Regions from separate parts of the Homo sapiens genome. Here regions 2 and 3 are each linked to region 1. A link is a contact called in ENCODE Hi-C or POLR2A ChIA-PET data. All regions are on one chromosome and are shown on one strand. Each heading gives the region's core, a stretch centred on a gene start or an enhancer-like site at or near the end of the contact. The rest is flanking DNA. Distances are from core to core; before and after follow the strand shown. Region 1 holds the start of CENPA (centromere protein A). Region 2 overlaps KHK (ketohexokinase). Region 3 holds the start of ABHD1 (abhydrolase domain containing 1).

Region 1 (4,809 bases), core at 92-2,591:
AAAAATACAAAAAATTAGCCGGGCGTGGTGGTAGGCGCCTGTAGTCCCAGCTACTCGGGAGGCTGAGGCAGGAGAAGGGCGTGAACCCAGGAGGCGGAGCTTGCCGTGAGCGGAGATCGCGCCACTGCACTCCAGCCTGGGCGACAAAGCCTGACTCCGTCTCCAAAACAAAACAAAAAACCCAAAAAAGCCTGTAGGCACAGTGGCTCATGCCTGCAATCCCAGCACTTTGGGAGGCCCAGGCAGGAGGATCACTTGAGGCCAGGAGTTTGAGACCAGCCTGGGTAACACAGGGAGACCCAGTCTCTACAAAAAGCAATGAAACAAATAAACTACAATACACTTCCCATCTTCCTCATAGCTACGTAGCAAGAGTTAAGAGATAAGTAAAGCAGCTGTTGCCACCATGTACCATACAGGCATCTGCCTCCTCCTGCCGTTGGGTCTCCCATCCACCAGCCCACCATAGACAATTAAGACACAGACTTCGGCCCCTTTTCCCGGACACAAGCTCTGGAAGGCAACAGAGTGAGCAGCGCAGAGGGCCTCGGTTCAAGGCCTAACAGCCTCTCCCGGAAGGGAAAAAAAACCCCTGAAAGACACCTCCTAAGAGGACTCCTGTTTGAAATCGTCACCGAAAGCAGTCAATACTTTTGCAATTTAAAAATGCACAAACACAGAGGATTGGAAATCCCGTGTCCGCCAGAACACCAAGTTGTGTGACTCTGCTCAAGCTCTCTGGCCTGTGCCTCGGCTTTCTCATTAGCTGTAAAATGGGCACAATATGAAGCTGAGATAACGCACGAACAGTGGGAGGCAATGCCTGGTTGGCGGTGGGCGGTGGGCGCTGGGTAACCACTAGTCCTAACAAGAAGACGGCGTTAGGAGCCAAGTGGCTAAGCCGGTCCCTTCCCGCTTTCGGAACCGCCTGCTCCAGCCCCTCGCAGGGCTGGCACCGCCCGTGCCCGGAGCGGATGCCGGACGGCGGAACCGCGTTGTCCCCCAACAGGGAAGTGCCACGGGATCGGGACTCGGGAGATCCGGGCTCCGCCTGCGAGCCTCGGTTTTCTCCTCTTCGAGATGGGGCCGCGGCCGGTTACCTAAGGAGGGGCCCCGCCGGGAGGGGCCGGGGGTCGGGGTCGGGCTCGGGCTGCGCCTCCTCGGGGCCTCGGGCTTTCGGCTCCGGCGGCGCGGGCCCATGACACGCCGCAGAGGGTGCTGGCGCCCGGTCCCACGGCTCCTGCTCGGGCTGCCGGGTCCGGGAGCGAAAGGCTGGCTTCTGGGGAGCCCAGAGAACGCTGTGCCGCGAGCCTCACATGAGCCGGTGCTTGGCAGAAGTCCGCGCCGCTCGCGTTCAAATCGCTCGCTCCGCCCACTTCACGGCCGGCGTTTTTTAAAACCCGAATCCAGCGACTCCCAGTGGCTGACTCTGGAACGCCCCTTACGTAGAGCGACTGCAGGTAGGGCCAATGAGAGTATGCACCGAGACACAAATATAGCGGCGATGATAGGAGGACAGGGGAGACTGATGGTAAAATCAACCAATAGACAACTAAAGAGATGGGGCGGGAAATTCTCCTGCCCCCTGCTTGCCAATCTGGTTGCTGGTCTTTGCGGGACCGTACTGACGTCCTCAGGTGCCCTCCAGTCAAAACACCGAAGCTCAGTTTGGAACGTGGATGGTGTGTTTGTAGAACGTGCTTTCTAGAAAAGTCGCTTTCCTCAAACATTTTATGCTTTGCCTTAGCAACGCAGAGATGGCTTTTAAAGATGAGGAAACAGACCCATAGAGAATGTGACAACCCCGTGTCGTATCTGCGACTCTCCCAGGAACTATCCACAGATATACTCAGAATCCAGTTCAACTGCATAAACTTTGCTGACGCTTGGGGTCGCGGGGACGGCGGGATCGGCGGGGCTTTGAGAATAAGGTCCGGGCAGGGCAGGCCTCGGCACTATAGCAACGCAATCGTCCCAAAAAAATGCTCTCTTCCCTTTGTTGGGGATAATAAAAATTCAAGTCATGTCCCGGTATGTAGAATAAGGGGAATTTTAATTTTCTAAATTTTATTTCTTGCATTTTCTAAATGTTCTACAGTGAACATGTAATCAGGAAAAATGTTATAAAATTAGTGATTTCATGGAACCCTTGTGCATTGCTGGTGGGAGTGTAAAATGCTGCGGCTGCTGTGAAAAATAGTATTGGTGGTTCCTCAAAAAATCAAAAATAGAATTACCAGATGATCCAGTAATTCCACTTCTGGCTAAATATCCAAAAGAATTTAAATATAGCCAGGGACTTGAACAGATATTCTCACACCCATGTTGATAGCGGCATTCTTCACAACAGCCCGAAGGCAGAAACAGCCTGAATACACACCAACAGATGAACGGATAAACAAAATGGGGTGTATACCACAATGTTATTCAGCCTTTAAAAGGAAGGGAATTCTGACACCTGCTGCAACATAGATGAACCTTGAGGACGTTATGCTAAGTGAAATAAAGCAGTCCACCAAGGGACAAATGCTGGGCTGGGGTGCGGTGGTTCATGCCTGTAATCCCAGCGCTTTGGGAGGCCAAGTTGTTCGGAACCACTGAGTTCGAGTTCGAGTCCAACCTGGCCAACATGGCGAAACTCCATCTTGCCGAGCGTGGTGGCTCACGCCTGTAAACCCAGCACTCTGGGAGGCCGAGGCAGGCAGATCACCCGAGGTCAGGAGTTCAAGACCAGCATGGCCAACATGGCGATACCCCGTCTCTACTAAAAATATAAAAATTTGCCAGGTGCTGTGGCTCACGCCTGTAATCCCAGCTACTCAGGAGGCTGAGGCAGAGTTGCTTGAACCTGAAAGGCGGAGGTTGCAGTGAGCCGAAATCATGCCACGGCACTCCAGCCTAGGCGACAAGAGTGAGACTCTGTCTCAAAAAAAAAAAAAAAAAAAAAAGAGAAGGGGAAGGAGAAGGAGGAGAAGGAAGAAAGAAACCCCACCTCTACCAAAGATACACACACACACAAATTAGCCCGGGCGTGCAGATGTATGCCTGTCGCCCCAGCTACTCAGGAGGCTGAGGTGGGAGAATCGCTCGAGTCCAGGAGGTTGAGGCTGAACTGAGCCATGATTGTGGCACTGCACTCCAGCCTGGGCGACAGAGTGGCACCTCTCTCAAAAAAAAAGAAAAAAAAAAAGGACAAGGCCGGGTGTGGTGGCTCATGCCTGTATAATCCCAGCACTTTGGGAGGCTGAGGCCAGTGGATCATGAGGTCAGGAGATCGAGACCATCCCGGCTAACCTGGTGAAAACCCGCTTCTACTAAAAATACAAAAAATTAGCCGGGCGTGGTGGCACGGGCCTGTAGTCCCAGCTACTCGGGAGGCTGAGGCAGGAGAATTGCTTGAACCTAGGAGGGGAAGGTTGCAGTGAGCTGAGATTGTGCCACTGCACTCCAGCCTGGGCAATAGAGCAAGACTCTGTCTCCAAAAAAAAAAAAAAAAAAGGACAAATACTGTATGAGGTACCTGGAATAACGGAACTCATAGAGACAGAAAGTAAAATGGTGGTTGCCAGTGAGTAAGGGAGGAATGGGGAGTTAGTATTTAATAGGTGGGGAGTTTTAGTTTGAGAAGATGAAAAATTCTGGATATGGATGGTGGTGATGGTTGCACAACACTGTGAACGTGCTTAACGCCACTGAACTGTACACTTAAAACTGGTTAAAATGGTAAATTCTATGTTGTGTGTGTGTGTGTATATATATATATATATATATTAACCCCGCCCCACAACCGGGTCTTGCACTATTGTCTAGGCTGGAGTATAGTGGTGCAATCACAGCTAACTGCAGCCTTGAACTGCTGGACTCATGCAATCCTCCCACTTCAGCCTCCTGAGTAGCTGGGACTAACAGGAATGTACCATCACACTTGGCTAATTTTTTTTTTTTTTTTTTTTGAGATGGAGTCTTACTTTGTCACCAGGCTGGAGTGCAGTGGTGCGACCACCACTCACTGCAACCTCTGCCTCCCGGGTTCAAGCGATTCCCCTGCCTCAGCCTTCCAAGTAGCTAGGACTACAGGCGTGTGCCACCACGCCCAAAGTGCTGAGATTACAGGCGTGAGCCACCGCACCCTGCCACTTGGCTGATTTTTTAAAAAACATTTTGTGGTGCCATGGTAACTCTGGCTTATCATATAGCCCTTATTATATAGTCATGTATATATAATAAAGGCATTATACAGTTCCCATGCTTAACAATGGGGATATGCTCTGCGAAATGTGTTGTTAGACGATTTTGTCATTGTGCAATCATAAAGTGTACTTACACAAACCTGGATGGTATAGTGTATCACACACCTTGGCTATATGGTATAGCCTATTGCTCCTAGGCGACAAACCTGTGCAGCATGTTCCTGTACTGAATACTGTAGGCAACTGTAATGCAATGGTATTTGTGTATCTAACATATGTAACCTAGAAAAGGCACAGTAAAAAAACAGTATAAAAAATGGGCTGGGTACACTGGCTCACCCCTGTAATCCTAAAATTTTGGAAGGCCAAGGCAGGAGCATTGTTTGAGCCCAGTAGTTCGAGATCAGTCTGGGCAACGTGGTGAGACCCCATCTCCGCAGGAAATAAAAACAATTAGCTGGGCACGGTGGTGCATGCCTGTAGTGCCAGCTACTCGGGAGGCTGAGGCAGGAGGATCACTTGAGCCCAGGAGTTTAAGGCTACAGTGAGATAGGATCATGCCACTGCACCCCAGTGACAGCAACAGATCAAGACTCTGTCTCTAAAAAGAAAAATTTTC
Region 2 (4,683 bases), core at 1,763-4,262, 310 kb before region 1:
ATCCTCCCAGCTCCAGGGCGGACTCCTGGAGTCCAGGCTCATCCTGTACCTTCTAAAGCCCCTTCCTGGCTTCCCCGGCTCACCCTTTCCTCACACGACCATACAAGCCCCTCAAGGCTTCCTCTGCTGACTGGAACCCCAAGTGCTTGGCCACATCTTTGCTGACAAACACCTGTGGGCAGTGGAAGAGAAGCTGGTGGTCACTTCTAACTCGTCATTCACCAACAGCAGCCTAGCGTTGCCCCCATTACAACACGACTCCCCCAACATGTCCACATAGATCCCCAACGTAGCATCTCACTGTCCCACGGGAACGTGGTTTTCTTTTTTCTTTATTTTTTGTGAAGATGGTCTCCCTGAGGCTGGTCTTGAACTCCTGGCCCCATATGATCTTCCTGCCTCAGCCTCCCAAAATTTCTGGGATTACAGGTGTGAGTCACTGCACCTGGCCAGAAGCATATTTTTATCGATGCTTATATATAATAGAATACAGCCTTGTAAATTGTAAAACAAAAGGCCTGGTCCGTTTGTTCTCTGATCAATGGATTGAAAACCCACAGAAAGCCTTGAGCGCCACCTTGGGGTGGAATCTACCACCGCCATGCTGGCTCCCTGGAGCAGTTTTGCTGGTTTTTCCCACAACTATGTCCTCTAGGTATGGTTTCTTCATCTGGAAAACAAAGAGGCTCCCTCAACACTACCTACACTTTAGAATCTCCAGAGAAAGTTTTGGTAAAAACAAAAAACAAAACACCGAAGCCTTGGCTCTACCCCTGCCAATCAAAAACAAGATGGTGGGGCTCAGGCACTGCAATCCTCCTGCCTCAGCCTCCTGAGTAGCTGGGACTATGGGTGCACACCACCATGCCAGGAATTTTTTTTTTTTTTTTTTGTATAGAGACAGGGTCTTGCAATCTTGAATGACTGGCTGAAGTGATCCTCCTGCATTGGCCTCCCAAGGTGCTGGGATTACAGGTATGAGTCACTGCTCTTGGCCTAATTTATTTTCATAGAGACAGGGGTCTTGCTATGTTGTCCAGGCTGGTCTTGGACTCCTGGCATCAAGCAATCCTCCTACCTCAGCTTCCCAAAGCTCTGGGATTACAAGTGTGAGCCACTACACTTGGCCTGCATTCATCTTTTTTAATATGCAGCCAAGGTTGAGGACAAGTCACAAGGTTGAGGACCTTGGCTGGATGGTCTCCAACCAACTTCTGCTATGATGCTGGGATTACTTCCCAAATTCCATTTACATCCAGCCTTTTCAAAAAGAGACTCATGCAAGTCTCCTTCCCACCCTTCCCTCACCCTAGCAGCCCCCACAACCTGCCAGACACCCCTGAGTTGGAAGAAACCTCAGAGAACAGTTGTGTGCCCTCATTCTGCAGAGGAAAAGACTGGGGAGCCCCAGAGAGGAGATGCTTCCACACAGGCTTGCCCTGTGGCTGTTTAAGCCCTACCCAAGCCCTCTGGGCATTCTTACACCTATGCACCCACCTGGGGTGGAGACATTCTACTCCTTGCTCACTGCTGAGGCCTGCACTGGAGCCCAAGGCTAGGGGTCTACTTCTTTGCTTTAACCCCCATCCCCCATCTTCAAACACCACCAAACCAGGAACCACTATTCCAATTGTGGTAGGCAGGATAAAAGGATTCTGGCTCCCTTTAAGAACCAAATTAGCTGGAAGTGGCAAAGAGAGGCTGAATGGGGCACCCACCACGTCTCCGTAGCCAAACAGCTGGAAGAGCTCCTCTCGTGGCTTCTCCACCTCCACGGACACCCGGATCTTCTGCTCTGGAGGCTGCCTGGTGTTGTGTGCGTCTATCCGCTGCAGCATCTTCACCTGCTCCGATGCGTTCCGGCCCTGGTACAGGACAGGGCAGCTCAGGACCGCTGGGCACTGCCTGGCCAATCTGCCTCATTCTTCCTGCCCCGCTGAAACTCTGGGTGAGGAGGGAGAGGGCCTCGGGGAGGCTGGGCTAGAACCCCATCCTAAATTACAACATTCAGAGCTGTCGTGGACTTTGAAGACCTTATCAACCAGCTACTCCATTCCACAGATGAGAAGACTAAAGAATAAAAGATACTGTGAAAGACCTACCATAGGTTAAATGATGGAGCTAGAACTCAGGACTTCTCAGGATTTCCTTCCACCCAGACTCCAAAACCTCTCTTGGAGTAAAGGCTCTAGTTCCCTTTATTTGGGAGCTGAGTCAGGCCCTGTCCTTCCTGCTTCCCCAGAGGTAATGGGTCAGGCCCTAAGCAGTCAGACATCCGCCAGAGGCAGAGTTGGAGGCAATGGGGCAGCCCGTAGCACAGAAAGCACAGGACTTTGCCTGGAGCCAGCTGTGCTTACGTTCTGCTGTGTGACCTTGAGTAAGTCATCTAATCTTTCTGGGCCTTAGTTTTCTCACCTGAAGACATAAGGAAAGATGGAGAGAGAATGAGGGGGTTGGGTTCATTTATCTCTAAGGTACTTCATGATTCAAAGAAACCAAGGAGGCAGAACATGTGGAGGAGGCTGGCAGGTTGAGCCCCTTGAAACACAGGTAAGGCAGGGCTTACCTCAATGTGGATCCACTTGAACTGGGTCAGATCAACCTTCTCAAAGTCTGTAGCAGACACATCTGGCAGGCTCCTAGGTCACAGGATGGAAAAGACAGAGAAGAAGGAGCATGATGGGGTCAGGCAGAGCCAGGATCTCTAACTGGCAGCTGTGGACCCTGTGCCTGCACTGCTGGCAGCATGACAGGAAGCTGGATCCACAGCACAGGATTCTCAGGCTCAGCTCCAGGGTTGTCCCTGTTACAGTCTGCTGGGGTGCCCTTTCCTGAGTTTGAGGTTGTGATTAAATTATCTCGGTAAACTGAACTGCAACACATGTCAACTGGCAAGGTCTGTGTGCCTTGGAGACTGCATCTCCCAGAATGCACTGAGAGCGCCAAGCCTACACTTCCCAGAATCCCTTGCAGCAGCACACGGCTCCCACAGGCAGAGCCCTGGGAAAGTATAAAGCCCGCGACCCCCTGCCTGGGCTGTCTGGTCCCCCTCACTTCTGGCGCCCCAGCGTTGGGGTTTACCTATGGCACCCCTGTCCTGCGTTTAATAGCTCCCCGTTGCAACCCTGAGGTCAAGGTAGCACTTGAGGAAGAGTTTGTGTTTGGCCGGTTTAGGAAAGGGGACTCCCGATAGAGGTCTGCCTTGACCCTCCTGAGCCAGAGACCTCAACTCAGCCAAAGTCCCCGCTCCACGTTCTGTAGCCGAGTCCTTCCACTTAACTATAGCTGTGTGATCTGCCCGGGCCTTTGGGAGGCAACTTCCACATTGATAAATGGGGCTGAAACCCCCAGCCCCCTTGCAGCCTGCTGCAGTTGCAGGTAATGTGTGTGAATGTGCCTGGACTGAGGCCAGTGGGCAAGAAACATTTCTCCTCAGAGCTCCTCTCCTGTAAATAGCTATGTTGTGTCCTTGATCAGGGTTACTACGGATTGTTGCTTAACAAGCATTTGACTAGGATTGCCCAATGCGAAGGTCACCTGTAGCACATATGCCTGCCTACTCACACTCACTGCACATATGAAGCCCAGGGATGGCTGCCCCTCCTCCAGGTCCGGCAGTCAGGCTGGGCCGTAGGAACAGCCTGAACCTGAGGGCTGCTGGGCTTGGGCCCTCTCAGCCATAACAGTACCTGGCACGTACTAGGTTCTTAGTACACTAAACCTCTAAAATCCTGCAGGAGGGAGTCTGCAAGGGATAAGAAGTGTCTAGGCCCATGGGGCCTCTCTTGAGTGGCCTGGGACCCTGAAGGGAGGGATAGCCCCTTCCCCCAGGTCAGCACCATGTTAGATGACCCTGATCTGCTGACCCCATGTTTCCTTTCCCCTCCTTCAGCAATGGCTGTGAATGGTGTGTGGCCTGGCTTCATCATGCTGGAAACTTTGGGGGGCTGATCTCTTTTACACACCCAAACCCCAGCTCCTTGGTGCCATGCTGCAGGCTGGCAACTCTGGGGCTGACTTTGGAAATCCCAGTGGGCACCCCCCCACAGCCCTTCTTAAGAAGGGTTGAATCCCATCTCCCACCCTTCTGTCCTGAGAACAGTTTCCCCGCACCCACAGCCAAGCTGCTGATTAACGATTTAATAATTATGGAGGAATCACTTAATAAATTACAGTTTATATAGGCCTGCCTGCCCTTCTTTGGTGTTGACCAAGGCCAAGTCACCAGGCACAGCAAAGCCCATCCCTTCCCACCTCACTTTTCCCCTAATTGAAAGCAATTAGGAAATCACTGGACATTTTGGCAGGGGAGCAACTTCTGGTACACAGAAGCCACAGAGGGGGGCAGTTGGGATGCCCATGGTGGCGAGTGAGGGAACTGATTGAGCCAACTGATTGGTGGGTTGTAGCAGGGCGAGGCCCGGGGGCCTTACGTGTCATGGAGCACAATGGTACGGTTGCCATTGGAGTTGTTGATGATGCAGCAGGAGCTGGGGGTGTCCCCCTTGCTCTGCCAGGCCACCTGAGACACGTCCACGCCCCGCCGCCTGAAGTCGGCCACCAGGAAGCTTAGGGTGGAGGCCGGGCCAGGAAAAGGGCAAGGAGACACAGATTAGAGCCTGGAAGTGGTCTGGACCTCCAAAAGGAGTGGGGAGAGGGTGCTGGAGCACACGAGCCTCTAAG
Region 3 (4,957 bases), core at 1,591-4,090, 340 kb before region 1:
GTCAGTGGGCACTAAGCCCTGACTTTCAGCTTCTCTGCTGTGTTCTGGACAGACATCAAGTGAATGAGAGAGCCTAGCCACGTGGAAGGCATGTGAAGGAGGAGTATGCCATAGGTTCAAGAATAGAAACTGCATATCCGCAGTGGGCCCTAAGGAACATGAGGACCAGATTTCTATCTCCAGTACAGTTCCTATAGTCTACAGGGGCAAATGGTAGAGATGCCAAGTCGATAGTGCAACTGTTGGGAGATGTGACTTTGGACCCTAGTCCTTAAGCCCTGGAATTACGACAGCTGTCAGTCGTGTGAAGGCACTGGGCTAAGCCCAAACTTATGAGATATTTTATAAGTGAAGAAGTTATGACTGACAGAGATTAAGTGGTTTGTCCAGTTACACAGCAAGCAAGAGGCAAAACAAAATTATTAACTATGACATTACCACCAGTACTTGTAGGTAAGATTTGTTGAGTTCTCATTAAGCTCCAGGCATTCTGCTAAGCACTTCACACAAATTTTGTCTTGTGATTTTCATAACAGTTCCATGAAATAGGTTCTGTGATCCCCCTATGTGAACGGATTTGAATGCTGAATAACTTGTCAAGGGCCAGAAGCTTGCCAGAGCTAGTTAGTGGCAGAGCAGGAGATTCAAACCCAGGTCTGTCTGACTCTAGAGCCTGCGCTGTCTAGTCACTGTCGGGTATTGCCTCCTAATTGCCAAGATTTTGAGTTGCTATCCTTTTTTTTTTTTTTTTTTTGAGACGGAGTTTTGCTCTGACACCCAGGCTGGAGTGCAGTGGTGCCATCTCAGCTCACCGCAACCTCCGCCTCCTGGGTTCAAGCGATTCTCCTGCCTCAGCCTCCTGAGTGGCTGGGATGACAGGCTTGCGTCACCACACCCAACTAATTTTTGTATTTTTAGTAGAGATAGGGGTTTCACCATGTTGGCCAGGCGGGTCTCGAACTCCTGACATCAAGTGATTCGCCCGCCTCAGCCTCCCAAAATGCTGGGATTACAGGCATGAGCCACTGTGCTCGGCTGAGTTACTATCAGTTTATTAATTCCTTGGTCAAACGGCCCAGTAGTGTGGAACAAGACTTATAAATTTGTTCACAGGTTTGATTTATGTGGGTTAATTTGATTTTAACTCAAGAAAATGTTTCTTGACTCCCTCCTGAGAATGAATTAGTATTACAATATGGCACTGGTTGCTATGCTTAAATCAGTATAGATCCATTACAGTGCTGGCCAATCCAAACACCGTATCTAGAGGGCCTCCAGAATGGCACTTTTCCTGCATTTTAACCAGTATTCGTTAGCTTATAAAGGGTTTAGTCTATAAAGCAGCAGGGGCCCAGATTTCTGTGCAGCTAGTTGCAAGTAAAGGAAAGTGTTTCCTTAGGGGCAGTTTTGTTCTGAAGTGACCTTCCAAATCTGATGTATAAAGTGAGGCCTACAGAGTATTGTGAGGCTTGGAGTTTTTAACTGTTTTATTAAGGAAGACTTTTTTTTTTTTTTTTGAGACGGAGTTTCACTCTTGTTGCTCAGGCTGGAGTGCAATGGCACGAGGCTCATTGCAACCTCCGCCTCCCAGGTTCAAGTGATTCTCCTGCCTCAGGCTCCCGAGTAGCTGGGATTATAGGCATGTGCCACCATGCCTGGCTAATTTTTGTATTTTTAGTAGAGATGGGGTTTCTTCATGTTGGTCAGGCTGCTCTCGAACTCCCGACCTCAGGCGATCCTCCCGCCTCTGCCTCCCAAAGTGTTGGGATTACAGGCGTGAGCCACCACACCCGGCCCTAAGGAAGACATTTAGTAAACAATATATGCTAATGTAGAAAGCTCTGAAAATATGGAAAAGTCTAGGTAACACTAAAGTCTCCTATAGACCTTTTTAAAGGACTCGAACCAGTAGGTGTCTTGTTAGACTCAGCTACCTAGAACAGAGTTTAATGAAGATGAAGAGATTTGGCTTTTCCTGGATATGTAAATTATGTATATATCTAAATTTCAGTGAGAAAAGTCTCCAAATTCATCAAAATCAACCTCTTCAAACTTTCTCATCACACTCACTATATGGAGAGCCTGGAACATAAAACGGCTGAATGAGCAAGGACAGTTGGGGTCATCCATCAGTTCTGAGCTAGGCCAGTTCTGACCTCAGCCAGCCCTTAAGGGAAGGGAGGTCCTACTAAGCTATTTGGGGGGTGGGTGGTATTGGGAGTTAGCCATGACCCACAGACCTCTGGTTCCTTCCTTCAGTGCAGCTGAAAGACTCAGCTAAACCACCTAAAAAGGAACGCAAAGTGTGCACATCTCTGATACCTCAGGATGCCTTCCACCCCACCTTTCCCCAAATGCTTGTCCACATTATAGGGAGCAGCACCCTCCGGTACCCAAAAGGCCCAGCTGGCATGGGGATCACATGGGATGCAGAGGCACTAGAGAGGCAGAGCCGACTCTCCATTCGGTGGTAGCAAATTTCACCTGTGGGGAAGCCCAACCATCCCAGTTCCCACCAAGGGCCCAAGCCCGTGTCTGGAAGCTGCCCCCTACACCCAAACCCGCTGGCCAGAGCGGTGGACCCGCACCCACCTGAAGCACACATGCCCAGTAGTAGCCCAAGTAGAGGGCAACGGCAAGAGCCAAGAGCAGAGAGAAGGTGTCTGCCCAGGTGCCATTCTGGGGGCTCAGGAAGGAGCTCAGCATCTTGTGTTGGGGGCTTCCGACCCTCAGGCTCCTGGCTGGCCCCAGTTGGCCGGCTGTAACTCGCGGTCCCACCCGCCGCCCGCCATAGGCGGCCTGTGCAGGTCCGGTCCCCGCTGCAGGCAGTTTGCGCTGCTGGCCCCGCCCACCGCCGGTGCCCCGGGATGGGCGGCGAGAGGCGGCGCTAGTTGGTCGCGGGGCTGGGTGGCTGGTCGCCTAGTGCCTCGCGCGGATCTAACCCGAGTGACCTGCGAATGGCCTCCCGCCCTCCCCTGCCTTCTTCCCCTCCGCGGTTCTTGGCTGTGCAGCCCGAGACAAGCGGCCTCCCCCAGCTGCCATCTTGGTGCGGGGCATCTCCAGCTCCCTTAAACTCTTCCCCGGCGACGCCCCGAGTCCAGCAGCCTGGCCAGAGTCCCTTAGGCGCTCGCAGTCAGTCACGCACAGGACACAGCTACTCCTGCAGTGACATTCTGCTCTGTCACACACTACAGCCATTCACAGTGACCCTCACCAGTCACTGTCCGACTGTGACACCCCACACTGTCACAAAGCTTTCAGCTGCTCAGTGGTGGCATTGCAACACATGCACCTTCCTGCAGTGTCACTCTGCATTGTCTCATACAGTCCCTGCCACACAGTCCTCGTACAGTAGATAATTTGCTCACCACCCGCCCTGTACCAGGCACTTGATACAGACCCCCCATGTTACTGTCCGTGTCTTCATTGAAATATAGGAGGTCGTCTACTAAGAGTAGTGGCTTTCAACCTTGACTGCAGATCGGAATCATCTAGGATTTTTAAAACTACCAGTGCCCAGGCCCTACCCCCGATACAGTTAGTCTGGAGAGGAGCCTAGGTATCAATACACCGTAAAGCTTCTAGGAGGTCCACAAGTCATCAGGGCTTAACATGGTCCACACAAGAGAAGTACCAGCTGCCATGGGAGCACTGCGGAGGTGCCCGGACTTCACGCGAGGGTGTTCTAGCAGAGGGGGCAGCAAAGGCAAAAGCCTGGAGGTGAAGGATGTCTTAAGGGAACAAAGAAAGTTGGTGTGGCTGGAGCATGTGGGTGGTCAAGGACCACATAATTGCTGCAGTTTATCCTAGGGTCAGAGGAAAGCCATCCAGGGGTTTTAAGAAGGGAAGGGTGACATGAGTTATGTTTTAGGAGAATCATTCAGTTGCTTGGAGAATAGATTGGAGGAGGAGGAAAGTAGAAGCAGAGAGGCCACTGGGAGGCTGCTAACAGAACGCCAGGCTCAAAAGATGCCCGGACTGGAGGATACCCAGGAGAGGAGTGAAGATCTTCAAGATCAGTGGCAGAATTGATAGGACCTGGTAGTAGATTGGAGGCAGGGGAAGAAGGAGGAACATGGATGACCTCCAGGTTTCTGACTGCACAGATATAAAGTGTCCATCCCTGGGACAGGGAAACAGAGGAGAGGAAGGTTTGAAGAGGAAGATGATGCATTTAGACACAGACATGTAGAAGTTGGGGTGCTGGTAGGTGTTTTAACTGTGTTTCCTTAGGTTCTGTATTTGTCTATTTGGCATCCATAAATCACAGGGCCAACCTAATGGCCAAGGTTGTTTACATCTCCCCTACAATCCAGAGCTCACACTCTGAGCACTTCCTTTCTCTAACTTTCACATTCCAAGCCAGTATCTCCCCTGCCCTAAATCAACCCAGGACCAGGTAACCAGGACCTGTCCCTGTGCCCCAGAGCACTCTGGAATTATTCAAACTAGCCAGTCCCAAACTGCTTCTCCTGCCTTACTGGGAGAAGTAAACCCCAATAAAGGCCTGTACCTTCCCTTCGCTTCTTTCTGCCTCCTGAGTGACACTGGCACTTCCCCCTGTGACCGTGCCTTTTGTTTCTAGGGGAACTGCAAATAACATTAAGCTTTTCTTTCAATAGCAGTGACCTCTTCATGTCCTCACTCAGCCACCTTTATAAATTAAAACTCAGGCACAAATTAGTAGGATATTCAATGCCTGAAGTGGCCTGGGGCTTAGAGATTGGAGGTGGAGAATTGGCAATCATCAGCATTTAGGTGGTGTATTAGTTGGCAGTTTGCTGTAAGAAAGCACTACAAACTGGGTGTCTTAAACCAGGGGTCCCCAACCCCCTGGGCTGCAAATTGGTACTGGTCCATGACCTGGTAGGAACCAGGTGGCATAGCAGAAGGTGAGCAGGATGAGCAAGCATTACTGCCTGAGATCAGCAGTGGAATTAGATTCTCATAGGAGCGC

The links. Hi-C counts contacts between places; a loop is a spot of excess contacts on that map. ChIA-PET counts read pairs that join two places held with the same protein, here RNA polymerase II (POLR2A). Pooled maps may share reads with other maps.
Region 2: a loop to region 1 is called in a map of HepG2, with 8 times the contacts of the local background. The contact joins the enhancer-like site here to the promoter of CENPA in region 1. A Hi-C loop is called at or near these places in 4 of 168 maps with a recorded cell type or tissue (B cell, CD8-positive, alpha-beta T cell, HepG2 and 1 more), 5 of 37 single-sample maps with no recorded cell type and 14 of 50 pooled maps.
Region 3: a loop to region 1 is called in a pooled map, with 8 times the contacts of the local background. The contact joins the promoter of ABHD1 here to the promoter of CENPA in region 1. A Hi-C loop is called at or near these places in 3 of 168 maps with a recorded cell type or tissue (CD8-positive, alpha-beta T cell and naive thymus-derived CD4-positive, alpha-beta T cell) and 9 of 50 pooled maps. POLR2A ChIA-PET finds 5 or more read pairs at or near these places in 2 of 52 experiments (BJ and activated T-cell).

Annotation. Positions count from the first base shown.
Region 1 is chr2:26,782,588-26,787,396 of GRCh38, reverse strand. It overlaps CENPA (centromere protein A), which reads right to left and starts at 1,341. Exons shown (of 5, transcript NM_001809.4): 1 at 1,101-1,341. The coding sequence starts at 1,200. RefSeq lists enhancers at 560-609, 670-719, 1,810-1,909, 2,171-2,940 and a silencer at 1,050-1,159.
Region 2 is chr2:27,094,685-27,099,367 of GRCh38, reverse strand. KHK (ketohexokinase) reads right to left here. Exons shown (of 8, transcript NM_006488.3): 3 at 4,434-4,568; 4 at 2,567-2,639; 5 at 1,719-1,865; 6 at 84-172. It also overlaps a transcript of CGREF1 not described here. Among named protein-coding and RNA genes, the nearest start is that of KHK, 10 kb to the right of the region's middle. RefSeq lists an enhancer at 1-328. Within about 2 kb of position 3,012, at least 12 of the 41 ENCODE cell types and tissues checked have a DNase peak (open chromatin) inside an H3K27ac peak, as active enhancers do.
Region 3 is chr2:27,121,698-27,126,654 of GRCh38, reverse strand. ABHD1 (abhydrolase domain containing 1) reads right to left here and starts at 2,840. Exons shown (of 9, transcript NM_032604.4): 1 at 2,593-2,840. The coding sequence starts at 2,706. RefSeq lists silencers at 2,756-2,895, 2,916-2,995.